Linked DNA regions of Homo sapiens: region 1 is linked to region 2. Evidence: chromatin loops called from intact Hi-C (ENCODE). Cell type or tissue: natural killer cell. All regions are shown on one strand. Links, peaks and the distances in the headings refer to the core of each region. The heading gives the core; the rest is flanking DNA. Region 1 overlaps CHST11 (carbohydrate sulfotransferase 11). Region 2 overlaps CHST11 (carbohydrate sulfotransferase 11).

Evidence for each region. A loop is a pair of places that touch in the nucleus more often than their neighbours do. Peaks named below come from ENCODE experiments on the same cell type or tissue, not always from the same donor. Only the 100,000 strongest peaks of a DNase experiment are listed, where the experiment ranks them.
Region 1: it touches region 2 in a loop (3-fold over the local background); 1 of 110 quality-filtered maps calls a loop at or near these places.

What each region holds. Positions count from the first base shown.
Region 1 is chr12:104,685,131-104,701,035 of GRCh38, forward strand. The region is part of intron 2 of CHST11 (carbohydrate sulfotransferase 11); the gene reads left to right. Among named protein-coding and RNA genes, the nearest start is that of MIR3922, 100 kb to the left of the region's middle. RefSeq lists a silencer at 2,813-3,008 and enhancers at 6,887-6,966, 10,592-10,731. In natural killer cell, for the core only: no CTCF peak of the experiment used is centred there; a DNase peak (open chromatin) is centred at 10,641; H3K4me3 peaks cover 23 bases.
Region 2 is chr12:104,513,638-104,524,313 of GRCh38, forward strand. All of the region lies in intron 1 of CHST11 (carbohydrate sulfotransferase 11), which reads left to right. It also overlaps the pseudogene LOC124903004. Among named protein-coding and RNA genes, the nearest start is that of CHST11, 62 kb to the left of the region's middle. RefSeq lists an enhancer at 6,813-6,862 and a silencer at 9,694-9,988. In natural killer cell, for the core only: no CTCF peak of the experiment used is centred there; a DNase peak (open chromatin) is centred at 5,824; H3K27ac peaks cover 804 bases.

The sequences.
Region 1 (15,905 bases), core at 7,217-15,216, 180 kb after region 2:
ATGGTTAGCATTAATTTATGCTGAAGTAAATCTGCAAAACCTCATCTGTCTCATTGCTCCAGAAGCATTAGGTGTAAGGCCTAAAAAAATCTTAATATATAGCCTCCTGAGAGGGCTGAGGTGCGATGTTACTGCATGCTTTTTATTCAATTTGGCTTGAAATTCTGCTCTTCTATCCCTTGATATTTATATATAAGCAAATTAGGTTGTTTGGTATAAGAAACCTAAACTTATTTTATGACTTTTAATGCAGATGCTCATCTCAAGTTACACAGGTGCTTTTTATTGAGAAAAGTTATACCATGATTTATACCAATGATAAATTTTGAACACCTTTTCTCCATTTTTGAATATTCATCATTAAGACATAATGTATGGGTTGGCGACCAGGGATTCAAATACTCATTAAATGTGTGACCTCAGGCAAGTCTCTCAGCCTAGTTGAGCTCCATTTCCATCACCTAGATGAACACTTGCCTGTAGGACTACTGTGAGGATTATATGTTTAATGTATGTGGGGTGCTTGGCACATAATAGCACTTAATAAATGCTATTAGGGACTATTCTTGTTATGGTTGAGCCGGTGAAGAATTTTGTGTGAGAGATTGTGTCTGGACTTTCATTTGGAGCAAGTTAGGTCAAAATAACAGCTCCTGGCACTGCTGGTGCTGAACATGTGTTCTCTGCCTATTCCCTTGCTGAGACATGAATTATTAATATTTTATGCCATTTATTCCTGTGCTATTTGGGGACTTCTCTGGCAGACTCTGGTGTTTTCTGATGGTTCCAGAAATTCGTGCAAAACATTTCTATAGGCTGGGCACAGTGGCTTACACCAATAATCACAACACTTTAGGAGTTCAAAGTGGGAGGACCACTTGAGGCCAGGAGTTTGAGACCAGCCTAGGCAGCCTTAGTGAGACCCTCATCTCTACGAAAACATTTTTAAAAAATTAGCTGGGCATGGTGGTGCATACCCGTAGTCCTAGCTACTCAGAAGCCTGAGGCAGGAGAATCGCTGGAGCCCGAGTTTGGAGGCTATAGTGAACTATGGTCCCACCACTGCACTTCAACGTGATCACAAAGGGAGAACTCACCTCTTAAAAAAAAAAAAAAAAAGACAACATAGTGATTCATAGGGTTGACCTGACTTTTCCTAGGAGTCTAATGGACAGCTGCTTAGCCGCTGATCCAGCGCTTGGCTGACTGATTCCAGGTGCCAGAATGTGGGACAGCTGTGCTCTGAGAGAGAGTCCTCTGCTCACTCAGGTGCAGAAGACAGTAAAGACTAGAAAGTTGGTTGATGATTGCTGGAATAAAGGATGAGAAACTTGAATCTGGTACTAGGCCCACACAAATTCAGTTACTATGTGTCACTTCCTGTTGGCTATTTATTTAAAATTGTAGGACTTCTGGACAAGATTTGCAACTGTGGCTGCTACTGTATCAAAAGTTACAAAGTAACTGCTAAGTAGAGCCTTTAGTTTGTTGTTGTTCTGGTTTATTTTATTTATTTGTTTTGTTTGTTTGGTTGGAGACGGAGTTTCATTCTTGTTGCCCAGGCTGGAGTGCAGTGGCGCGATCTCAGCTCACCGTAACCTCCGCCTCCCAGGCTCAAGCAATTCTCCTGCCTCAGCCTCCCAAGTAGCTGGGACTACAGGCACCCGCCACCACGCCTGGCTAATTTTTTTGTATTTAGCAGAAGCAGGGTTTCACCACGTTGGTCAGGCTGGTCTCAAACTCCTGACCTCAGGTGATCCACCCACCTCAGCCTCCCAAAGTGCTGGGATTACAGGTGTGAGCCACCACACCTGGCCATTCTTGTTTCTTTTTGTTTTGTTTTAAAATTGTATATTTTGGATCAGTTTGCATCTCTCTCTCTCTACAGGGATTGGTTTGAGCATTGTGCAGGTCCCAACTGCCAAGGCTCATGGTCCTTCTGTATAGATGCCACAAACCTACAGTTAACACAGCAACCTTTCTGGCCTTGCCAAGTGCTAAGAGTGGTTGCAATAGGGCCTAGGATTCAGAAGTTGCACTGGGCAGTCAGCAGGGCCCATGCCCCTCACCAGCTCTTCTGGAACTATTTTGTTTTTTTAGCATCCAAGTGCTTTACACCTTGTTCTCATTTGGGTGGTCAAGCCAAGGGTTGTTGACTGAATTCGTAAAAGCACCTTACACATCAGAGGCACTAAGTAAATGTGTATAAATCCTGGACAATACAGCAATAGTGATGGTTAATAACAATGGTTCTCATTTATTGAGCACTTACTATGTACCACACACCATGTGAAGCGCTTTACCTGAGTTATCTCATCTCACCGTCCAACCACTGCATTAAGTAGATGCTGCAGTAGCCCTTATTTTACAGATGAAGAAAGAGGCCAAAGAGCTTAAGAATTTGCCCATAGTCATAGCTGGGAAGCCAGAGGCAAGGATTTGATTCCAGGGTAGTCTTTAGACAAAGACCTGGGCAGTGAGGAGGTACTTCCCAAAGACCTGGGCAGTGAGGAGGTTCTGGGAAGTGAGGAGGTACTACGAGTTGAAATGAGAAGATAGATGTCAAGGCCAGTTTAGCTCAAGATTCTTTTTTAAAGAAATGGCCTTTCCTGCCTAGAATGATCCTGTTTCAAACAGCGGCCCCCGCCCCCCCCAAAATTTTTTTTTCCCTTTGCAGCTTTGGATTTTAGTAACACCAACAATATTTCCTGGAGAAATACTCCAGATGCAGTTTTCTGGTACAAGGGAAGCTGTTTTCATACCGTACCAGCATTTCACAGTTTAATGCCGTTGGGTGAGGGTGGCGGTTGTTATTCTGTGTTTCCTGCTCTCAGCCAGTGTGTGGTTCACACTTGAATTTGGCAACAGTGTGGTTGTGTTTTCTGTGCATCACTTCCCTGCATGGCATCAGATGGGCCTTCTGATTCTTAGAAAACGCAAAGATGTGGTCATTTGTGTGGCTGGAAATTGGCATCCCTGTGTGCGCGTTAAGAACGCCAGGCTGTTGCAGCAGAGGAAAACAATAGGGACCATTTTAAAATGAGATACAAGTGTTCAGGTGACTGTTGCTGTGGGATTTTAACTCTGGATGAATAGCTTGCTGTTAGGGTGGGTACTGACAGATTCCTGGAGCTCTTGTTCTGATCCTTGATCACAAATGCTTTCCGTCTAGATTGACAAGTTGAACCTTCACAGCAACCCTGTCTGGTGGGCGCCACTCCACCCATTTTATAGATGGGAAGACCGAGGCAAGGAGAAGTAACTCACCACTAGTCCCTGAGCCAGTAGGTGGTAAAATGAGATGTGGCCCCAGATAGCAAGGCTCAAGAGCCCCTGAGCCTACTGAACTATAGGGCTAGATTGACGTATTGGGAAGTCTTCTGAATAAATTGCTTCTTCCTCTCACTTGTTTTGCTAGAAACATAAATTAATGTTAAAACATCAACCTGAAACGTGTATTTAAAAACCTGTAAGATATTCTCAAGATAATCTTCAGAAATATGTGAAAAATAAAATGTTAAGGATCCTTAAGGATGTTCACACAGGTATTATTTCTAATAACAAAAAATTGGAACTAGACAGTAACCAAAATAGGGGTGTGGTTAAGTATATTCTGTCACAGCCATATAAGGAAAATGTATAGAGCCCTTAAGATGATGTTGTAGCATAAAGTTTATGGACATGGGAAGATGTCAGTTACAAGCCATTGCTACTGGGCATGGTGATGAGCCTGCAGGCCCAGCTCCTCAGGAGGTTGAGGCAGGAGGATGGCTTGAGCCCAGGAGTTCGAGACCAGCCTGGGCAAGAAGGGGCAAGAAGGAGCAAGAGGAGGAGGTGAAGGAGACAAGCTATTGTTAAATAAAAATAGTAGACTTTTTAATATAAGTATTATATGATACAATTCTTTCTATATACACACATTCGTGAAAGAACATTTCTAGGACAAATGTCAAAATATTAACAGTATTTCCTTTAGGTGTTATGGTCTATTGTGATGTTCTTCATTCTTTTGTGACTTTCTCATTTTCCTTCCAAGCTGCCTGCAATGAGTAAGGATTAGGAAAAGAAATTTTTAAGACCAAAATAAACCTTGGCCTCAGCCAGAATCCCTTCCTACCCAACCTGAAACCTCAGGGCCATAAATCGCCTGCTGCCTCCTCAGGTGGACATGCTTGCTTCCAATCGAAATACAGTGGAAGCTTTTTCCATGGCCAAGGATAGGCCCAATGGCTGTTCTATCCCATAGCAGGCAGACGCCTGAGACCCTCGTTTGTGTGTTATGCTCTGTTGAAGATGGGGCAGAACATACTTCCCAGCAGCTGTGAGGCTGAGACGAGGTGAGCAAGTCCTTTTGAATTCTCTTTCATGCATTCATTCAGCAACCTTGTATCATGCACTTACTATAATTACGTGATTAATCATTGCAACTACATTTATGTGATTCTTCTCCTTGCCAGGCACTGTGGTAGATGCTGCCTTATACCAGTGCCCAAGGCGGCTAGCATACCTGCCTGAAGTTAGAGACGGGGTTGGGGAGACAGCTGTCCTTTAACAATGGAGAGATTTGGACTGTCCTGGGAGAGACAGAGCCCTATGAAGACCATCATGGGAACATAGAGCCTAACACAGGCACTGTCTGCTTAACTAGACAGACAAGCCCAGTTCCCTCTCTCCTTCCCCCTCCCAATACTGTCCCCAGCTCTGCCCCTGGATGCTCTTCCCCATTCCCCTCTGCTGTGGTCTCTCCCCCGTCTCTTCCCTTTCCTCTTTCACAAAATGTCTGTGCATTTTTTTTTTACTTAAAACCACTACGCAAAAATCATAATTTAAGTCAAAACTGGGTCGATTCAACCCAGAGGGGATTTTGCATGACATTCTCAAGAATATTTTCAATTTGTCTAATATCAATTGTCTCCCCATTCAGGTGGGCTCACACTCTTGTGACGAAGGTGAAGATTTAAAAATAATTTATTCCCATGTAGCCACAGGAAATCAATTGAGCAGAGAAAGGATTGAGCAGAGCAAGCGAGATTTAGTTTTCATTAAAATAACACAGTACCTATAAATAAGGTGAGAATCCAGTTAATAGCTTTCTATTAAAGTGGAGTTGACGGAAAGAATTGCATTGGAAGGATTTTGTTTTGGGACTCCGTGAGGATTTAAACATTCCCTTCCTGTCTCTGGGTCTCTGTGCATTCTGAAGTTTGAATCATTTCATTTGTATTTCTCTTTTCAATTTGCTAAAAACTATTCTTAAAGTTGCATCCATTTGTCGCTTCTTGTTGGGTAGGAATAAAAGTCGATTTCTGATCCCCTCTTATATGAAAAATGGATGCATTAGGTCCAACATCTGAGGTCTTCCTCTGGCCAGTCATAAAACAATGACAAACAGGCTGCTTGAAAAGAGATACGAGACTGGGCGCGTTGGCTCATGCCTGTAATCCCAGCACTTTGGGAGGCCGAGGAGGGTGGATCACTTGAGCCCAAGAGTTCTAGACCGGCCTGGGCAACATGGTGAAACCCCATCTCTACATAAATAAATACAAAAATTAGCTGGGCATGGGGGCATACGCCTGTGGTCCCAGCTACTGGGAAGGCTGAGGTGGGAGGATCATCCAAGCTGGGAGGTTGAGGATGCAGTGAGCCAGGATTGCACCACTGCACTCCAGCCTGGGCAACAGAGTGAGACCCTGTCTCCAAAAATAAAAATAAAATAAAAGAGATATGAGCAAGAGAATAAAAACAGAGTGATCGGGGAATGTCAGACCAAAACAGGATTTTCACAAGTGCAGCTTACTCACTGTAGTTACTGCATATCAGAATCATCTTTGGCCAGCATCAAAGACTGGTCTTTTCTTGCCTGAAAGAATCCATTATTGGCTATGTTGAAAAAATTAGGTCATGTATAGACTCTTACCATCTTCTTTCCTCCCAACTCTCACCAGGTCTGGGGTCAAAGATGTGGGTTCTAGCCGCAGTCCTGTCCTCGAAGAACAGATGGCCTTAGACAGGTCTCCAGGTCCTCAGTTTCTCTACTAAGAAAATGTGCCAGTGCCCAATAAGGCACGGGAAGGGTTGGTTGGTTCAGCCCGTTCTGAACTGCCTTTCAGCTCTGGATGGGCTGTGAGGATGTGATGTTCTGTGTCCTGTTGTCTTTCACCAGGGAAGGGTGCCTAGAGAGGGCGTCAGGTGGGTGCTAAAGTGAGAGTTAGACTTCCAGTTCATCCACTGTTAGATGAGCACAAGCCAGCATTCCCCAAAGCATGCTACCCACACCAACCATTTTTCTCTTAATGGTGATGTGTCTATTTTAAAGAATACTGGGGGCGGGGGGGAAACCAGGCACATTAGAGGCACAATTTTTTTTTTTTTTTTTGAGATGGAGTCTCACTCTGTCGCTAGGCTGGAGTGCAGTGGTGTGATCTCGGCTCACTGCAACCTCCAACTCCCTGGTTCAAGCGATTCTCCTGCCTCAGCCTCCCAAGTAGCTGGGATTACAGGCATGCGCCACAGTGCCCAGCTAATTTTTTTTTATTCTTCATACAGTTGGGGTTTCACCATGTTGGCCAGGATGGTCTCGATCATCTGACCTCATGATCCGCCCGCCTCAGCCTCCTAAAGTGCTGGGATTATGGGCGTGAGCCACCGCCCCCAGCCTAGAGGCACAATTTAACACAGGTATTGTCACCTAAGGGCAGGACAAGGGACACCAGGCTTTGGCAACCAGCCTCATGCAGACCAGACGAATTCCGAGTGTGTGGCTTGGTACTTGGATGTGTGACAATGTGGTGAGTGACTGCTGTTTAGGAAGTCACTGCCTCAGGAAACCCTTTCTCTGCTAAGCTGCAGATTCTCTGCAGAGCAGTGCCACACTACAGACCAGACCTCAGCGTGTCTCCTTGTTTTGACTTTATCATCACTTTTAAATACATACAATTGAGAGCAAGATGATGAAGTCATTCAAGGATTGCATTTCTTCCTGAGTGGAGGACCTGGTTCTAGGCACAGCAACTTCCCCCAAAGCAGCTCCTGTTCACCGTCTCTGCAGTTTCACCCACAGAGCGAACCTCGGTCCGCAGTCCTCAGAGCGTGCAGCCCACGAGCACAGCTGCTCCGACGCATGCAGTGCTCCCTGGCCAGCTCATCCTCACTCTGAAGTCGGGCATTGTCCATCCAGACAATGTGTTTGACTGCCTACCACCTTCAAGACATTGCATTAGGAACCAGGGATTTGGCGTGACCGGCAAAAATAGCTAACACTTTCATAGCATTTGCAATTTGCCGAGTGATGTTTTCAGTGTTTTGCATATATTAACCCACTGAAGCCTTACAAACCTCTGAGGGAAACTGTTGTTATTTTACAGAGGAGAGAATTGAGACACAGAGGTTAAATAACTTACTGTATTAGCCTGCTCTGACAGGCATAATGAAACATCACAGACTGGGTGACTTAAACCAGGGGTCCCTAATGCCCCTGGCCACAGACCCGTACCAGTCCCTGGCCTTTTAGGAACCAGGCCCCACAGCAAGAGGTGAGTGGCAGGCGAGCAAGCATTACTGCCTGAGCTCCACCTCCTGTCATATCAGTGGCCTCATAAGATTCTCACAGGAGCACAAACCCTATTGTGAATTGCATATGCAAGGATCTAGGTTGCATGCTCCTTATGAGAATCTAATGCCTGATGATCTGAGGTGGAACAGTTTCATCCTGAAACCATCCAACCCCGCCCCTCCCACCCCCATCCATTAAAAAAAAAAAACAAAAAAAAAACTGTCTTCCATGAAACCAGTCCCTGGTACCAGAAAGGCTGGGACTGCTGACTTAAACCACAGAAATTTATTGTCTTACTGTCCTGGAGGCTGGAAGTCCAAGATCAAGGTGGCTGCAGGTTGGTTTCTCCTGAGGCTTCTCTCCTTGGCTTGCAGATGACTGTCTTGCTGCATCCTCACTTGGTTTTTCCTCCATACACACACATATCTTATGTCTCAATTTCCTCTTCTTATAAGGACATCAATCAGATTGGATCAGGCCCCGCCCCCCAAAGAACTCATTGTATCTTAATTACCTCTTTCCAAATCTTATCTCCAAGTACAGTTACATTCTGAAGTGCTGGGGGCTAAGACTTCAACATATAAATTTGAAGGGGTCACAGATCAGCGCAACACGCCCAGTGTGACACCACTGAAAAATGGAGGGCTGAGATTGGAACCCAGAGGCCATGCTCTTAAGCTACTATGCCATACCTAGGGTAGCAGTACTATATAATTTATCCTCCAAATTGGGACACTTTGAGAGGGAAGGATCGTCATTAATATTTGTGCTGGGTCAACAGGCATAAGATGAGGCTGTCTCAGGCACACCAGGATGTGTGGTCACTTAAATTACACAACTTCTTAACTCTGACAGAATGGTGCCTGCCCTTGTGGAGTCTACAGTCCACTGGATGGGAGACAAGAAAGTGGCAATGCTAATGCAGCATGCCAAGTGTCAGGACATGGGGGTTTTAAGGGACCATGAGAAGTTGGGAGCACAGAGAAGGGCCCCTGATTTGGTCTCTGGGGGTCAGGGAGGGCTTCCTGGAGGAGGCGACAACTAAGATGAGATTGATGGATAAGTAGGAGTTAGCCAAAGTGAAGTACATAGTGGTGAGAGCTGAGATGGAATGGATACCAAGGCCTCAATCTAGAGATTAGGCCTCTGGGCTCGGGCACACCCCTACTCTCTGGGACCGCTTATATAAAATGAGATACAGTTTACATCAAGGATCTGTCACTTTTTCTTAAAAAGTCAGATAGTAAATATTTTAGATTCTGTGGGCCAAGAGGCAATATCAAGGATATTACATAGGAACTTGTATAGTTACTTAAAACAAAACCATGTAAAAATATGAAAATTATTCTTAGCTCCAGGACCATATTAAAACAGGCAGCTAACTGGATTTGGCCCGCACATTTATCTCAAAGTTTGTGGTCTTACCCAGCTTTATGGCATATCTATTCATCAGAAAGCTTTGCCAGGTATTGTATAGACCATGGGGCAGGGGGTAGCTTGTATCATGGACGTACCTACATTAAAAGCCCCCAAGAGCCAGCAAAAACCCATATTCAAACCTACCTCCACTCTCCAGCCGCAGTCCAGCCCCAGCCAAGCCACTTAACCTCTCTGAATCTGTTTCCTGATCCTGTGGAATGTGGGTAATAGCACTGCTTCTCAGGGCTGCTGTTAGCTGCCTTCTCATTCCTCTTACTCAGCATTCATCAAACACTTATCCTGCACTGGGCGCTGCACCAGGCCCCGGAGTTCAAAGGTGGCCAAGATGCCACTTTTGAAAAAAATGTTTTTTGAATGTGTTTTTTGGTTTTGTTTTGTTTTTGTGGTCATTTTCTTAAAAAACCTGGGTGTGGTCAAGAGCACAGCCCCCTGTTTTGACGCTGCATTAGTGGAGGGAATGAGTTTAACGAAGCGGGTGACTTCACCTGGGTCACCTGCCAGGATTCTATCTGGGGTCACAGTTACTTCAATAAAGTGAAGCAGGAACGAGGCAGAGGGGACATGGGCCTTTGTGAGAATGAACGATGGAAACTCTTTGAACTCCTGGGATAGAAAGGCCAAGCTGTCACTAGAGCTGTTCGTGATGGGAGAGTGATTAAAGCTCGTTGGAGTTTCCTGCCTTCTTCTGGCATCAGAACTTTATGCCTGCTCTGTGTTCGGAACCAGTGCAGCTCCGAGTCCTGAGCTTTGACGTGGGAATCAGATTTCCCTGGGCCTGAGTCAGATTCTGGGCCCCACAGAAGTCAGTGGCTCCCATTTGGCTGAGGGGGTTCCCACCGGACCCTTTGCTGGGTAGAAAACACAGCAGCCAAGAAAGATCTGTTGGTCCTTGAGTCAGCTGTTGAGAAATGGAGCCACAGGGGATGCTGGGGGGTTCTCCGAAGCTTGACACCCTGCCTTCAGATCCTGGCATCATCATTTGGCAGGAACACGTGTGGCCTTTCACAAGCAACAGGATTTCTTTGAGCCTCAGCTGTCCCATCTGTAAGATGGACATGGTGTTGCCTTCCCAACTGGCTTGCCCTGAGACTAAATTTGGAAATTGCCAACATTCCTCGAATGCTCCTTATGTGCCAGCTATTGTGGGGAGGGCCTCAGCTCAGCCCCCTCCAAGGCCTGATAGTTTGAAGGCACTGAGGTAGAGGTTTTGTGTCTGTTCCTAGAATTAGGCAGTTTGGTTCCAGAATCAACATCCTTAACCATTAGATGACACTGTCTGTGAAGAGAAAGAAAACTCATGAAAACACAATTCACAACACAATGAGTGTGTGTGTGTGTGTGTGTGTGTGTGTATGTGTCCTTGTGGTTTGCTTATTGAACAAGCATTTCCTGAGCACCTACTTTGTGCAAAGCCATGGAAACATAAAGATGACTAAGGCACAGTTCCCAGCTGCAAGCGGGGAGCTTCCAGACATTTCTATCTTACCTCAGAGCTAGTGATAAGAATAGGTTCCCTCACTCTCACTTCCACCCAGCATGTGCCTTAGCTTACAATTGATAGATTTTTTTAATTCTGTGACCACAGAGCTCTTTGCCAGAAATGGGGGCGGGGGAAATCCATTACCCAGAAGCGGCCCCAGCTCCCCCTTCACAGCCCTCCTTTCTTGTGGGTAGCTGGCATTGCCACGTACAGAGTAACTTGGACGTGACGCTTCACCGTGAAGTCACACTCCTGGCCTGCTGGGAACAGTGGGGCAGCCCTGGAGGAGCCAACCCGATGAATAACGTTATTGGAGGTGTCCATATAAAGAGGACCTTGTGTAAATAAATGATGTGACCCTCCCACCCCCACTTTGGCAGGGCTGCGGAGCTGAGAAAGGGAAGCACAGGAAATGTGTTTATTTTGCCTTTGCTGAGCAGTCGTTCTGAGGGTACACAATGCAACATTAAACCCCAGGGGAGCCTCCTAGGTATGTTAACTCGCCATCTGCATGCTCCCTTTGCTGTGCAAAGAGCACAGAAATGGTTTCCAAGCCTTCTGTTTGGCTCCCACCCACCCTACCTTTTTTCTTTTTTCCTTTTGTCTACTTGGGAAATTTTTGAAGATAAAGTGCAGCAGATGATATAATAAACACTTTTTACTCACCATCCTGAATTCACAAATGTAACATTGTGGCATATTTGCTTCAGATCTTTTATAGATCTGCCTATATAATAGAAATAAACCATCAGGGTCAGGCACGGTGGCTCACGCCTGTAATCGCAGCACTTTGGGAGGCTGAGGCGGGCGGATTACTTGAGGTCAGGAATTCAAGACCAGCCTGGCCAACATGGTGAAACCCCGACTCTGCTAAAAATACAAAAAAAAAAAAAAAAAAAAAAAAACATAGCTGGGCGTGGTGGTGCACACCTGTACACCTGTACTCCCAGCTACATGGGAGGCTGAGGCAGGAGAATTGCTTGAACCGGGAAGGCAGAGGTTGAAGTGAGCCGAGATCACGGTACTGCACTCCAGCCTGAGCAACAGAGTGAGACTCGGTCTCAAAAAAAGAATAAAATAAAATAAACAAACCATCACCAAGGTAGAAATCTCTTTTGAATCTCCTCTTCTCCCCTTCATCCCTGCCTCTCAACCTCTTATGAATTTACAATATAAATTCCAGTGTTTGTTTTATACTGTGACTCCTATATCTGGACCCAGATACAATATGCAACACAGGTTTATGTTTTCATAATTTATGTAGGTGCTATCATACTGAATATATTACTCTTCAATTTGCCTGTTCTGTACAACTATGTGTTTTGATGTCCAGCCCTGTGGATCCCTCAGTCTGTTCCAATTACTGTATCATGTTCCATCATATGATTATATTGCATTCTATTTATGTATCTACCTATAGGTAGACAGATAAATTGCTTCCATTTTTTTATCATTATGAATAACATTGATCAAAGCATCCTGGTGCATGTCTGCCTTCAGATGCACAAGTATAAGTGTGTCCCTATAGTGTGTGTCTCAGGACACCCGCCAGCAGTGGATGGGGACCCCGATTTCCCTGGGTCCTCCTCACTGCTTCGTGTTGACATATTGTGATAGTTAATTTTTTGTGACAATGTGACTGGATTAAGGGATGCCCAGATAACTGGTAAAACATTATTTCTGGGTGTGTCTGTGAGGGTGTTTCTGGAAGAGATTAGTCTTTGAATCAGTAGACTGAGTAAAGAAGAGCTTCCTCTCCAGTGTGGCCGGGCATCCTTCCAATCACTTGAGGCCTTGGATCAAACAAAAAGGTGGAGGAAGGGCCAATTCTCTCTTTTCTTGAGCTGGGACGTCGGAGCTCCTGGTTCTCCGGCCCTCGTATCCAGACTGAATCTCACCACCAGCTTTCCTGGTTCTCCAGCTTGCCAATGACATATCATGGGACTTCACAGCCTCCATAATCACACGAGTCAATTTCCATAATAAACCTCCTCTTATATATGTCTTATATATCCTACTGATTCTGTTCCTCTGGAGCACCCTAACACACAGATGTTTTGTATTTCTTCCCAACTAAGTGGCCTCTCCATTGAAAAAAATAAGAAAATTTAAAACAAGGAGCTTGCTCAGAAGTGGCATGACCTGCCCATGAAAAGGAATGCTTTGTAAATCCCAGAGTTCAACATCATCTTTCCTCAGGGCTCCTGGAGATTCTGGACTCAGGAGCACTTTTCTTTTCTTTTCCTGGGACCATGCACAGTGGCATGGCATGTCAGCCTTTGCCAAGTAAAGGGCGACTTCCTATGGCATTTTTGACCAAGTCTTGACTTTCTTACCTGGGTCATTTAAGAATATTTGGGCCTCTTCTCCCATCTGCTGTCAGCACCTGGTCCAAGCCTCATTACTCATCTCTTGCCTGGATGGGTGCCCTGTGTCCTTACTGGTCTCCTGGCGTCAATGTCCCCTAGTTGAATGCATCAGCATGTTTATTTCATGCAGTCACATATCAAGCCATTTATTCATCCATCATTGACTGGAGCCCTGTTCAGTGCACCCCTGTAACTGTTGCTATGGCCTCTCATTACCTGCAGAACCCAACCCAAATGCCTTAGCCTGGCCATCAAGGCATTTCATCATCCCAACCTCAACCCATTTCTCCAGCATCATCTCCATCTTCTCCACCTCCTCACCCACATGACTCCAAGCACTTGATGACAATGTTCTTGCTCCCTCTGCCAATGTTCCCTGTCTCTACTTGTGAAACACTTTCCTGTCACCTAGAAGTCACTTGGTAAGCTCAGTTCTTACCCAGGGAGCTTTCCTCGGGCTCCAGTGCAGGACTATCTTTTTCCTTGTCTGCTTCCGTAGAGTTATCTACCTATCATCACCTGTCTCTTCAGCTACAGTGCGCGCTCTGTAATTCCAAAGTTCTCACCCATCTCTGTAGTCTCAGGGCTAAGGGCTGTGTCTGGTATACAGAAGGCATTCAATTAAAGCATATTGGTGAATGTCTCCTGACCTTCCTTCCTGCACTTACCAGCTCGGCATAGGCAGTGCTACCACTCAACTGTCTGTTATCTGTTAGAAAGTTTTTCTGCTGAGCAAATTACTGGAGACATGATTGAAGGTTTGTTTAATCTTGAGAAGATAAATTAGTATTTCAAGAGTTTAACATAGCATGTGCAAATGAATATTCTTTATTATTAATCAGGAAGTCTTATCTGTTTACTAAAGCAAGCACTGTTTACTTGGAAACTCTTTTGAATTTACTCTTTATACTTAAAAGTAATTCAATTGAATGTGATTGAATATTGTCTTTAATTCTGACGTAGCTAGTTAAAAACCAAGCTTTTCCTAATCAATATGAATTAGGGAAGACTCTTCACTGGCTATCTGGCCAGTCTCTAAGAAGGCACAATAAATGACTCGGCTGCATTTTCTCAGCTCACTGCTTCCAAAATGACTAGTTGCATTAGAATCCCCTGGAATGCTGGTTAAAATACAAAATCTCAGGCCTCACCCTAGATCTAATGAATCAAATCTTTGGGTGGGGCCTGGAAAGCTGTATTTTTGTAGATGTTCCCCACATGATTCTAACATATACTGAGATTGAGAACTGTACATACAGATCTGTGCTTTCCAGTATGGTAGCTCACGTGTGGTGACTGAGCTCTAGAAATTTTGCCAGCCTGAATTGAGATGTGCCATAAGTATAAAATACAGATTTCAAAGAGTACAAAGAAAGTAAAATATCTCTTTCATTAATATTTGTTAAATATTAATTACATGTTAAAATGATATTTTGGATATATTGAGTGAAATAAATGATTAGAATTTATTCCACCTGCCTCTTTTTGCTTTCGAAGGTGGCTGCTAGAACATTTTAGATTGTAAGTGTGGCCTGCATGATATCTCCCTCTATGGGACAGCACTGGTCTCAATTGTAGGGTCACTGAGGACATGGTGCTTCCCTCCTGGTGGCTTTCGGATAGTTGGTGTTCATTGAATGTCTTTTGAGTGGACAAATGAGTGAATGAGGTTGACGCATAACACGTGGTTTCCACTTACCTACTATGGGACCTAGACAGGCTGTTTCACTTCTCTTATATCTGTAATATAAGCAGAGTAACTGGAGCCCTTTTGTTCACCTGCAGTTGGATCTCAGTGATTTGGGGAAGGATCTTGGGCCTCCACTTGCAGTGACTATAGTCACTATAGCTTCATCAGCAGGGGCGGGAAATGATGCTGCCTCCAGCTTGAGAGTGATGAGGCCAGCACCTCCTGGGAGCCCTCGATAATTTTATCTTCTTTTGCAATCCTTCCCCAAATCTCTTGGTTCCACTCAAAACTAGGAACAGTCCTGCCCACTGTGGCAAGCTGTGGTGCCCATCTCTCTTACAGCTGTCCCCACAGGACTACTATAATTATTCACTTTTATCCCATTGCCTGTAATGCATGACTCAACTCTAGAAATACCAGATTAAACATTTTCTTTTACATTTAAAACACTGGCTGTATTCAAATACTACCCATCTGGTTTTTTTTAAATCAGATTAGAAGTAAATGTCTTATTCTTCCAACTAAATTCCAGTACTACAAGGATAGCAAAACAATGAAACAGTAATACACTGGGGGTGTCGGGAATGCAGCAATAAACATTTATTAAAAATACTGATAGAATAAAATTTTTAAACTACCAAAAATAAAAAAGAAAATCATATGAACCCATTCTGAAATCCCCAAAGTCCTGGAATACAGAAGTGCCTGCCTCCTTCATTATTCCACAGGAGTCACTGTAGGCTTAAATGGCTCTGAAAATTACATATTTACTATGGTGGTCAAAAGAGCAGTCTTCAAAATCCAATCATCTAGGCTCATATCCCATCCCTACATCTTACTAGTTATGTGACTTTGGACAAATGAACTGAGCACCTCAGTTTCCTCATCTGTAAAATGGGGATAATACTAGTAATTAGCTCCTGTGTAAGATGGGAGGGTTATAGGTGACTAATGTATGTAAAGCAATTAGCGTGGTACCTGGCACCTGGTAATACATTCATATTGCTATTGATTGCTGTTTCAAAAACTTTTTCTTTTTGGCACCTACTCTATGCCAGGTATTATTGGATATCACCCAGTATCCCAGAGAAGGGAAGCTTTTTGGGAGAATGGCATAATGAAAGGATTAAGATGTAAACCGACATAGATTCAAAAAAGGAAAAGTTGGGCTGGGCGCGGTGGCTCACCCCTATAATCCCAGCACTTTGGGAGGCTGACGCAGGTGGATCACGAGGTCAGGAGATCAAGATCATCCTGACCAACATAGTGAAACCCTGTCTCTACTAAAATACAAAAATTAGCCAGGCATGGTGGTGCACACCTGTAGTCCCAGCTACTTGGGAGGCTGAGGTAGGGGAATTGCTTGAACCCCAT
Region 2 (10,676 bases), core at 2,677-10,676:
ACGACCATCTGTGCCATAAGATGGATGAGGCCCAGTGATCCTCTTGTTGATTTGGTATTTGTGTCTTCCCACAAGAATCTTTGCTGATTCCAATGCTCGATTCACTGGAATACTCCCTGCTGTTCTCTGAATTGATGATGGATTAGTTGAGGTCTTTGTATTCATTATTGGCAAGGTTTCGAGACAGTCCCTTAAGTGCAGGAAGAATTCTGGCAGTGGCGTCAGAAGGCCAAGGCTCGGCAACCTTGGATAAGTCACTGTCTGAGTCTGTTTGTGTTGCTATAAAGGAATACCTGAGGCTGAGTCATTTTTAAAGAAGAGAGGGTTAGAGCTGGGCGAGTGCTGTGGGCTTAGCAGGGGCTGCAGGGCAGTGGGAGTGCAGACTTAAAAAATGCAGACCCCCGGGGCACTACTCATTTCTCTAGCTCTGGTTTACTGTGGTACCAGGGGTCTAATCAGGCCTGTGTCTGCCTCCTTCTTGAATAGCCCAGAGAATTCATCTAAACAGCCTTCCTACAGCAGTTCCCTACTCCAGGTGGCCACATAGGAGTTCCAGACCAGTGTTGTCTCCGGGGACATTGACACAGCAGCCAAGTTTATTGGTGTTGGGGCAGCCACAGTTGGTGTGGGTGGTTCAGGGGCTGGCATTGGAGCGGTGTTTGGCAGCCTGATCATTGGCTGTGCCAGAAACCTGTCTCTCAAGCAGCAGCTCTTCTTCTATGCCATTCTGGGCTTTGCCCTGTCTGAGGTCATGGGGCTCTTCTGTTTGATGGTTGCCTTCCTCATCCTCTTCACCATGTGAGACTCTGTGGGGGTCACCTGCCTGTCCCTGCTGCTACGACTCCATACCATTACTGGTGCTGGGATGTGCTAAGCTTTACAACATTTCTCTAAAAAAAAGAAAAAAGAAATAGAGGTTTACTTGGCTCACGGTTCTGCAGGCTGTACACGAAGTATGACGTCAGTGTCTGCTCTTGGTGAGGGCTTCAGGAAGCTTCCACTCAGGATTGAAGGCAAAGAAAAACTGGCTTATCACATGGTGAGGGAGGGAGCAAGAGAGAGAGGGGAGGAAGGTACCAGGCTCTTCTTAACGATCAGCTCTTGTGGGAACTAACAGAGCGACAAGTCACTCGTTACCCCAGGATGGCAAGGTCTGCCCCCATGACACACTAGGCCCCATGTCCAACATTGGTGATCACATTTTAACATGAGATTTGGAGGGGACAAATATCTGAACTATATCAATGAGTCACTTTGTGCCTCAGTTTCCTCAGCGGTAAACTGGGGTAAAGAAGGATATGAAGAACCAATCTGTTAGGGTCGTTCTGAGGATGAATGAGATGGCCATTGTGAAAGGACTCTGGGTCGTTTTAATGTGGTGTCGTATTATTGGATGAAGCATCTAAGTTCATGACTGAATCTAGCCCGTCTCCCGCTTTTGTATAGCCTGTGAGCTAAGAATTGTTTTTACATCTTAAAATGGTTGGGAAAAAAAAATCAAAAGAAGAACAATATTTCTTGACACATGAAAAGTCTATGAAATTCAGATTTCAATGTCCTTAAATAAAGTTTCGCTGGAACTCAGCCATGCTCCCTTGTTGGCGTACTTTCTGTGCCACTTTTGTGCGATAATGGCAGAGTTGAATAGTTGCTCCAGAGACTGAATAGGCCTGTGAAGCTGAAGGCACTTATCTGGCCCTTTACAGGAAAAAATGTGCCAGCCCCTGATGTAGGACAGTGGTTATTGTTCATCTTGTAGCAAGGTGAATCGCGTTCTACACAGAGGTCTTTCCCTCCGATGGTGTTAAAGCTTGGGGAAAGCTAAGGCTCTCAAATTTCTGAGGAAGAAATCAAAGCTAGTTTGTTTTTTCATTCATTCATTCATTCATTCATTGTTTCACCAAATATTCTTTGAGTTCCTGCTGTGTGCCAGACACTGTTAGGGGTGGTAAGGAAAATGCAGTGACACAGGAGAAAATGCCTGCCCTCCTGGAGCTTACAGTCTAGGGGGAGGAGTAAGATAATACACAAATAAAAACTCCTGACCCGCCTGAGGGTGATGGATGATATGGAAGGGCAGGGGGAGAGAGTGGGGACTATTAGGAAAGGCCATACTGAGAAGGCCATAGGTGATGTGAAGGAGGTGGGGTGTGAGCCCTGAACCTACATGATGGGGCTGGGGCAGCGGGGAGTCTGCTTAGGCAGAGGGCGAAGCAAGTTCAAAAGCCTTGGGGTGCAAGCATTGGAGATGGTCAAAGGAGAGCAATGTGCATAGAGCATTTTTGTGTGTATTTTAATTTCAGCATTGGCTACAGAGCTGTGGTAATCTGATATGTGATCCTGTTTTAAAAAAATTATTTTATCTTCAGAACAATAGGAAACACGAAGGGAGACCATGTAGTGCAGTGGTTAAGAGAAGGAGTTCCAGGCAGATAAGAGTTGAAGCTCAACCTTGGCAGTATTGACATTTAGGGCTGAACAAAATCTTTGTTGCTGGAAGCTGTCCTGTGCAATGGAGGCAGTTTAGTAGCATTCCTGGCCTTTACTCACTAGATACTTGTTGTGATAACCAAAAATGTCTCCAAACAATGTCATATGTCCCCTAGGGGCAAAATTGGGGCAAATGTTAGTTGAGAGAGCAGAGACCCTGACTCTTTTTGTCTCCTGTTCACCTTTTCTTCAGCAGAGAGCACGGTGTCTGTTCATATCCTGGTGAGAAGTATACGATTTATGTGATTGGCTCAGATCCTTGTGTTAAAATACAAGCTACTAAAATGGTCATCTTTGCAATTTTTTCATTGCCTTTTTTTCTCTTGCTAGTCATCATCCCTTATGTGAAGCAATGAGGTGGATATCATTTCCTCCATCCACTTTTAGGCGTGGTTGGAATTGGAGGGCTTAAGGCTTACGAAAAGTGCCTGAGCCCCTGAGTCCATGCTTTTGGCCCATCTGAACTCCAGGAGGGGAGACATACAGATAAAAGAGTGAGGTGCTTTTATAGTGTTCCTCTGAGGCTCCCTGGTAACATGCCATCCATTGAAAATTGGCCTCTTTGCCTGGGGGAGCCCCTAGGATGAGTTGATACCTAAGTCACCACTGGGCATGCTGAATTAAAGGCATGCCTTGCTGTAAAGAGGAACGGAAGCTCAGGGCACCAAGCAGAAGGGGCACATTAGGAGAGCCTAGCAGAAATGTATTTTTGAATTTGTGTGCCCTGTTGGGCTCATTTGGATTGATTTCCTCCACTCTACCTTCTATCCTATGCCTAAGTTGATCATGGAGCAAAATGTTCCTGTTTGTTCTTCCTTCTAGAGTTACGAATGGTAAAAAGGCAATAACTGATGTTTACTGAGCACTTCTTATGTGCTCTAAGCTCTCTTCATGCATTCTCTTTCCCCCCTTCCAAATCCTCTCCATCATAGCTGTTACTGCCACTTAAAGATGAAGGAAGAGCCTTGAGAGGTTTAGTAACATTCCCAGGCTGAGTGGTTAAGTAACTGGGGGAAGCTGGAATTTGATCTCTGCAGCCTTTTTTGTCTGTAAAATCTTGGGTGCACTGTAAGAGAAGCCCAAGAATTGTCCAGCGAAATTAAAACTGCACCCCAAAGTTCAGCGCCTGGGCTCCATCCTCAGAGCCTTTTATTGCACCCGCGCTTGGATGGGTGTCTTGAAGCCGATTTAATCCTGGTCTGTCTACACAGGGGAGCAGCAAGCTGTTGACAGCCTCATTTTATGGTCATCAGTGCCCTCTTCCTTCTGAAGCTTGTCAATTTTAATGTCTGGAGAACCAGGGGGTGGTGTAGGGGCTTCCAGACCCCTGTTTGCAATCATCACTTGTACACCAGAGCTTCTCACACTTAGATGCATGTGGAATTCCCTGGGGTTGGAGTTAAGTTGCAGGTTGTGATTCCATAGGCCTGGCCTGGGGTCTGATCCTGCATTTGTAACCAGCTCCCGGGTGATGATGTGGAGGTGGGTGTCCTCTGGCCACACTGAAGTCCCTAGTTCTAGATGCCATCACCCTCACCCTACTTCAGAGGCTGTACCAAATTCTTAGAAGAGAAATTTTGCCTCAAAAGCGACCTGGGAACCTGACCTCAGGAAGAATTTCATCTCTGTGGGAATGTGGAATCGGAGTGATAGAGGTGAATGACAAGGATGTGGTGTTCCTTAAGCTGACTCCTGATGAGCTTGGCGAAATGAAGCCAGACATTTTATAATTGGTCCCTTTTCTTTGTGTAGTGTCTAACACTTTTTGAATACCTACTGCATGTCAGTGCCTTTTCCCACTGAGGATCGTACTGGATAACTTTGGATCTAAGGTCGCTTTGGCAGTGAGAAGTTCCCGCCTCTGAGTCAAGACCACCTTTGAGTCCAGAAATGGTGGCTCACGCCTGTAATCCCAGCACTTTAGGAAGCTGAGGTGGGAGCTTGGCCCAGGAGCTCAAGACCAGCCTGGGCAACATAGTGAGACCCTTACTTGACAAAAAAATAAAAAAATTAGCCAGGCGCAGTGGCACGTGCCTGTAGTCCCCGCTACGTGGGAGGCTGAGGCGGGAGGATTGCTTGAGCCCAGGAGTTCAAGACTGCAGTGAGCCATGATTGTGCCACTGCACTTCAGCCTGGGTGAGAGAGCGAGACCCTGTCTCAAAAAAATAAACATAAAAATAAAGACCACCTTTGAGTTAGCAAGTATGACAGGAGCGCGTGAGTAGGAAGGAGGGAAGATTCGGATGATACACATGTTATCATGCTGTATTTCCTTCACTAATTATATGGGCTCGGTAAGGGATATTCAGAGGTTGTCAGTTGCCTTTGTGCCAGATTCAGTTGGACTCTGATAAAGACCTAGGCAAATACGATGTCTGTGCACCGTGTTCTGGGAAGCACTTTGAAGGACCCCGGGCAGATTCACTGGCATAGTTAATACACCCCGGACTTTCCCTCGCCCTGCATATGGTGGCTTATGAGAAGAAAGCGAAGACTAGAAAATCATTTGTGTGTCACTTTGCAGGAAAAACACTTCAGGTAATGAGACAGGATTTGAGTGGGAAGGTGATTATAACCAACCCTTCATTCATTTTCTACAAAATAGTCAACATGCAGTCTTCCAAGCTGCATAATGAATATAGCATCCTTTAGCTGGGGATGTTGGGAGGATTTATTTTTTATCTGTGATCCAATATTAATTTGCCTTAAACAAAAGAAGCAATTTACTGTGTAATTCTGAGGTTTATGGTGTTTCTACTAAGTCCTTTCATCTTTGAAAGATGGTGTTATGCATTTTAATAGAAACCATTTTTTTCTTAAAATCTTTTCTTTTTCTTTTTTTCTTTCTTTTTTTTTTTTTTTAACTCTTTCTTCTCTTCAGTCGGATTATAGAGTTGGAGCAAATGTCATGATGAACTTTGAGGCCTAGGCCTGGACTCTTGAGGTGTGTGTGTGTGTGTGTGTGTGTGTGTGTGTGTTTCTTTCTCCATAATAGTCCCAACCCTAAACAGGGGTATGGCACAGTACTTCTTATGAACAAAAGTGCTATTGGTCTACAAGGGGACTTGAGCCTGCACTAATTGTATTTGATTAGGATTTTTGTGCTGTCTGTATGATGTTTAACCACACTGTCAATTACAGACTTCCTTTAAGGAATTTCCAGGAAACCCCCTTACCATAAGAGTTTAAATTAATAGTTTGCTAGTTTAATGACAGCAGTTGGTAAAGGAAGCACCTTTCAGACCATTAGCTAAAGCCAACTTCCTTTAAACTTAAAGGAGGGCACAGCATGATAGATGGAGATCTGCCCCAGTGCGTCATCATAAATGCCTCGAGGCAGCCACAGGATGGGTTTTGACCTCAGTGGGGATAGGTTTGGTTAGAGGGTTGGGTAGAACCCCCTAACCTGTAGAAGAATCTAGAAAAGTGAGATGAACGCCTTTCTCTTAAGGCTGTCACTTGTCCAATTCCAACTCCCTCTTTAGTAACCACCTCCCTGCCTCCCAGCGAAGTGACCCCAGGGAGCCGGTTATTATGGCCCTGCTTGATGGATAATTACTGGTTGAGGCTTGATTTGACACCAGCATTTTGCATGATAGCCTGTTAGATTTGCTTGGCTCAGATTGATATTTTCATTCCTCTAAGGCTGCAGCATGGAAACATGGTTGAGTGGGGTTTGCCAAGATGGGATGATTTCCTGTGCTGTGGCAGGACCAGGACAGCTGTTCTGAGAACTGTTTCGGCAAAGCCTTCACAGTTGGTTTTGTTGAAGGCTTTTCTGCAGGTGCAGGGTTGGTTCCTAAAGGACAGTAGTCTGGTTTTCCTAGGAAACTACTTATGGAGAGTGCGTGTGTTTAATTTAGGAGGCACAGCTGTGCAAGGGACTGGGACTCCATCAGGGAACGGGGTGCAGGAGCTCCATGTTCCTTATGTCTTAGCTTCATTCCTAGTTGCTGGCGTCGGAACTGATCAAAGTTGTCTGTTGTCTTTCTGCACACCCATGCTACAGGCAGTAAGGGATGAGGCAGCAAAACCAGTTCACTGCTCATCAGCTGGGGAGGCTTCAGGACAGTCTCTGAACTACTGAGCATTAGTTTCTTTATCTGTCCAATGGGCCCAATGGCACCTGCTCTGCTCATCTCTCAGGATCTTACATGCCACATAAGCTAATGGAGAAGTAAATGCTTTATAAGCCTAAAGGAATGGACATGGGTGCATTCAGTGAGAGGCAGTAGGACTAATGGTTAGTGATTAGTTTGCTAAGTAGGAGCAGCAGTTGTTAGTGTAAGAAGGGCGGGTTAGTACATGGGTGGTGGTCAGGAGGAGCACCACTGCTGCTGCTACTTAGCCACTTGTGTAACCTTTTTTTTTAAACAAAACAAAACAAAAAAAAACAAACCTCTCAGTCTGCTATAGGATAGATTGTTCCAGCATCTGAAATTGCAAAGCACTTCTTGAAGGGGATTCTTAGGATGGCGTAATTTTGTTCACTCATAGGATCTTCTTCCTGGGGCATGATCCTAGCCATGTTCAGGATAAGCCCTGAGCATCAAGCTGGTGCAGTGAAGTGTTCTGTGGCTGGAGGCTAAATCTGTCCCAGGCTCACAGCATGGGAGCGGGGATGGCAGGGGCTTTTGAATTCCCTTGAGGGCACTTGGCCTTTGCTTGTATCTGCTCAGGAAGTCAGACAGTCTGCAGCCAGTGGCGTGTGCAGCCACCCCTTCTGTTCTCTGACCCTGGAGGCTTGTGGTCCATTTGTTTTAAAGGTGACTGTCTGATATTCCTTTGGAATACGTGAGTCCGGTGGGAAAGAATAGAACATATTCTGAATCTTAATGGTGGATTTAAAAAATCTATTTAGAGAATCTGAGCACTTAATTAGACATGTCTTTTTTTCCCCAGCTGCCCTAATTAAATAGTAATCATAATAAGGATAAGGATAATAGTTGATCTCAGTATCCTGTCTCCCAGTGAAGTTGCTCAATACATATTTGTAGATGAATGACTTGGAGATCCAAAGGAAGGTTCAGAGATTTGCCATTGTATTCGAGTCTACCCTGGTGGGACCTTTAAGGTGAACATTCTTCTTCTCTGGGCCTCCACCTTTTCCCTTCCCATATAACTATTTTCTCCTTATCTGCATGCTTTTCTGCAATGCATATCCGCAACAGGTGAGCCTGGGTGAATATGATTACATGCAGGTTGGTTTTTCTCCCTTCTTTGTGGTCCGCGTTTTGGGATTAAATCCCCCTGCAGACTTTTGTCTGGTCAGCCTGGTTGTGACTGTGGATCTTGGTTTCGTATACTGTCAGAGATGGCAAGGAATTCAAAGATGATGTCGTTTTACGTCTTTATTTTATAAACTCGGGCCCAAAGTGAAATGACTTGCCCAAGAATACACTGAGTGAGTGAGGTGGTCATAGAGAGCTAGCTCTCCTGACGCTTAGCTCAGACCTAATTCCAGGAAGGTGACTGCATCTAGCTTCTGCCCCAACACATCCTGGGAAGAAATGGTATCCTGCTAAGAGAATGAGGGCTGGATGGAGGTGTCCTGCGTAACGGTGTCAAAGTACTTCACTCTGTCCTCTGGGGATCCCACAGTGATTCTTTGATTCTATGCCCACTGAGGAAAAGTTGATTTGAGTCTACTCCACTGTTTGATTGAAATGGGCCTCTTCTGTCCCCAGCCTGGTGAGTCGTATCTTGTTTCCCTGCCAGTGGGCATTTTCTGCCTTTATCCCCGCTCATGGCTGCTGAATGGGTCACCCAGGCTGGGGCAGGCTGAACTACAGGCTAATGAAATTGTTTGGCCTAGTTCCTGCTTGGTGGTGAAATCTCAGACAGGATCTTATCACCCTCTCTGTGCCCGGAAAATTCGACTCTCCTGGAGCTTATAAAATTGGGATGTCTGTTTCCACTAGCATTTCTTTCCCAGTTATATTAATCAATAATGTGAAATTAAATCAAGAAATTCCTTATGCCGGCACTGGCTTCTCCAATACATTTATCTCTGTATTCTAGTATTTGCTTTGGCTCTTTTTCTCAGAAGGGGATTTTTCCACACAATTTAGGAGCACAGAGCGAACTTCCTGGGAAAGCCTAGAAATTCAAACATCCTTAGCTGCATAAACTTGGGAGTATCAGTATATCTCACTGAGCCGTGTTATTTTTAATCTGTAAAATGGGCATCAGTGTGCCACCCTTGCAGATGTTGTAAGGATTACATGAGATTGTATGGTGTGTAGGATACACCTCACTTCGTGTTTGGCATTTAGTGGGTCTTCATGTGGAGGTCCGAGCTTTCAAGACAGCCTTTTGCCTGATGTAGATGTATTTACGTGTATTGGTGTAGGGTTCTCAGGCAGGCTTGATCATCAGAATTACCTGGTGTACTTTAAAATAATCCCAGCATGAGCATCAGATACCAGGGTTCCCCCAGACCACTCACTCATCCGAATCTCTGGAGATGGGCCCTATGTTCCATCATTTTATTTTATTTTTCTATTTTTTTTCAATATTTTTGTAGACGTGGCGGGTGGAGGGCTGGTCTTGCTATGTTGCTTGGGCTGGTCTTGAACTCCTGGCCTCAGGCAATCCTCCTGCCTCAGCCTCCTAAAGTGCTGGAATTACTGGTGTGAATCACTGCGCCTGGTCCTATCGCATCATTCTGAAAGGCTCCCCCTGTGCTATTTTGAATCCTCAGCCACATTTGGGGACCTCTGTAGGATGGGTTTTATTTTTTCTCATCATCCTTGATAAAGGCAAAATGGTGGTATGGTATAGAGACTTGAGGATTTCAATCTGATCATTTTTTCATGCTTGATTTGGGCTCTGTTCACAGCAAGTTTGTTGGGATAGGTGGGGTAGGAAAGGGGGACAATTTAAAAATAATCGTCTAATAAGAGAAGCTGTGATGCTTGACTAATTAGAAATGGAGAATTTGCTTCTTAAAAAGGCAATCTTCATAGTACTAAAGACAACCAGATTATATCTGTTCAGGCCACCATAGGGTTTGCCTTCAGATGCAGAAACTTATCTCTGAGATGGCTTTAAGATGGAGTGGTGAGAGTCCACATTGAGTTTCCTATCTGTTTCCAGATGTGTGGGTGGGGTTTCTTGTCTCTGTCTCTGTCCCTCCTCCTCTGGCTGGCTTAATACTGGGAGAATTCTTTTCGCTTCCTGGAGGACCCACATGCTTTGGAGTGAGGGAAGCCAACTTGAATTCTGGCTCCAATCCTTAAATCCCATCTGGAAGTGTCATATAGATGGGATCTGTTCCCAGCTTGGAATCTACCTGGGTATAACCTGGCACTCAACGTGTGGCCTCAGATGTTTTTGTTGAGCAAAGAGAAATATATCAGAGAAAGATGAAAAAAACCCCAAATCAGGAAATCTGTCCATTTCCACTTCCTGATTCTGTGACCTTCAGCAAGTCATTGAACCTTAGAGAGTGAGCCTTGGTTCCCTTATTTGTGAAATGGAGTGCTCACATTCCTTTCCTTAGCTTTCTCAAGTGAAATAATATTTTATGTAAAAATGCTTTTGTAAAACCGCAGAGCAGCCTCACCCTTACTGTAAAAGGAATATTTTGTTGCTTGTTAGAACACTGGCATTTACTCAGCATTTTTGCTGGTTGTTTACCTGTTATCTCTCTCTGTGTTAAACATGGAAAATTATTTGTTTATAAGTTTTCTTTCTGCTTTTTAGTCTTCTGGGAACCCTGCAGTGCCTAGGCACTTTGAGGAAGGGTTTTCTGGAATTTCACATGGGTTTCACCTCACCCTATCCACATAGCTTGTCTTTAGAAGTCCCTATCTCCCTGTGTTTTCTGGGGTGAAAGACAGAAGCTCTGATCTGCAACCTCAAAGCTGCAGTGTTCAGGAAAGCCAGATATTTTTGTTTTCTTTCTTTCTTTTTTTTTTTTTTTTTTGCCTCTCAATTGGAGTCATATAGTGCTGCAGCAAGACTTGTTTTCTGGATTAGTTACTGACCCAAAGTATTTTTCTTGCGAATAAATGTTGCTTCCCACCACAGTGACTCGAGAATAGGAAGGACACATGGAGAGGATTATAAATAGGTTTTGGTGCCAACAGATAGGGCAGCCTTCCAGAAAAATTATTTGCATTCACCATGTGTTTGTTAAATGGGCAATTATGGAGTGTACAGTTGCTAGCATTTGTTTGCCT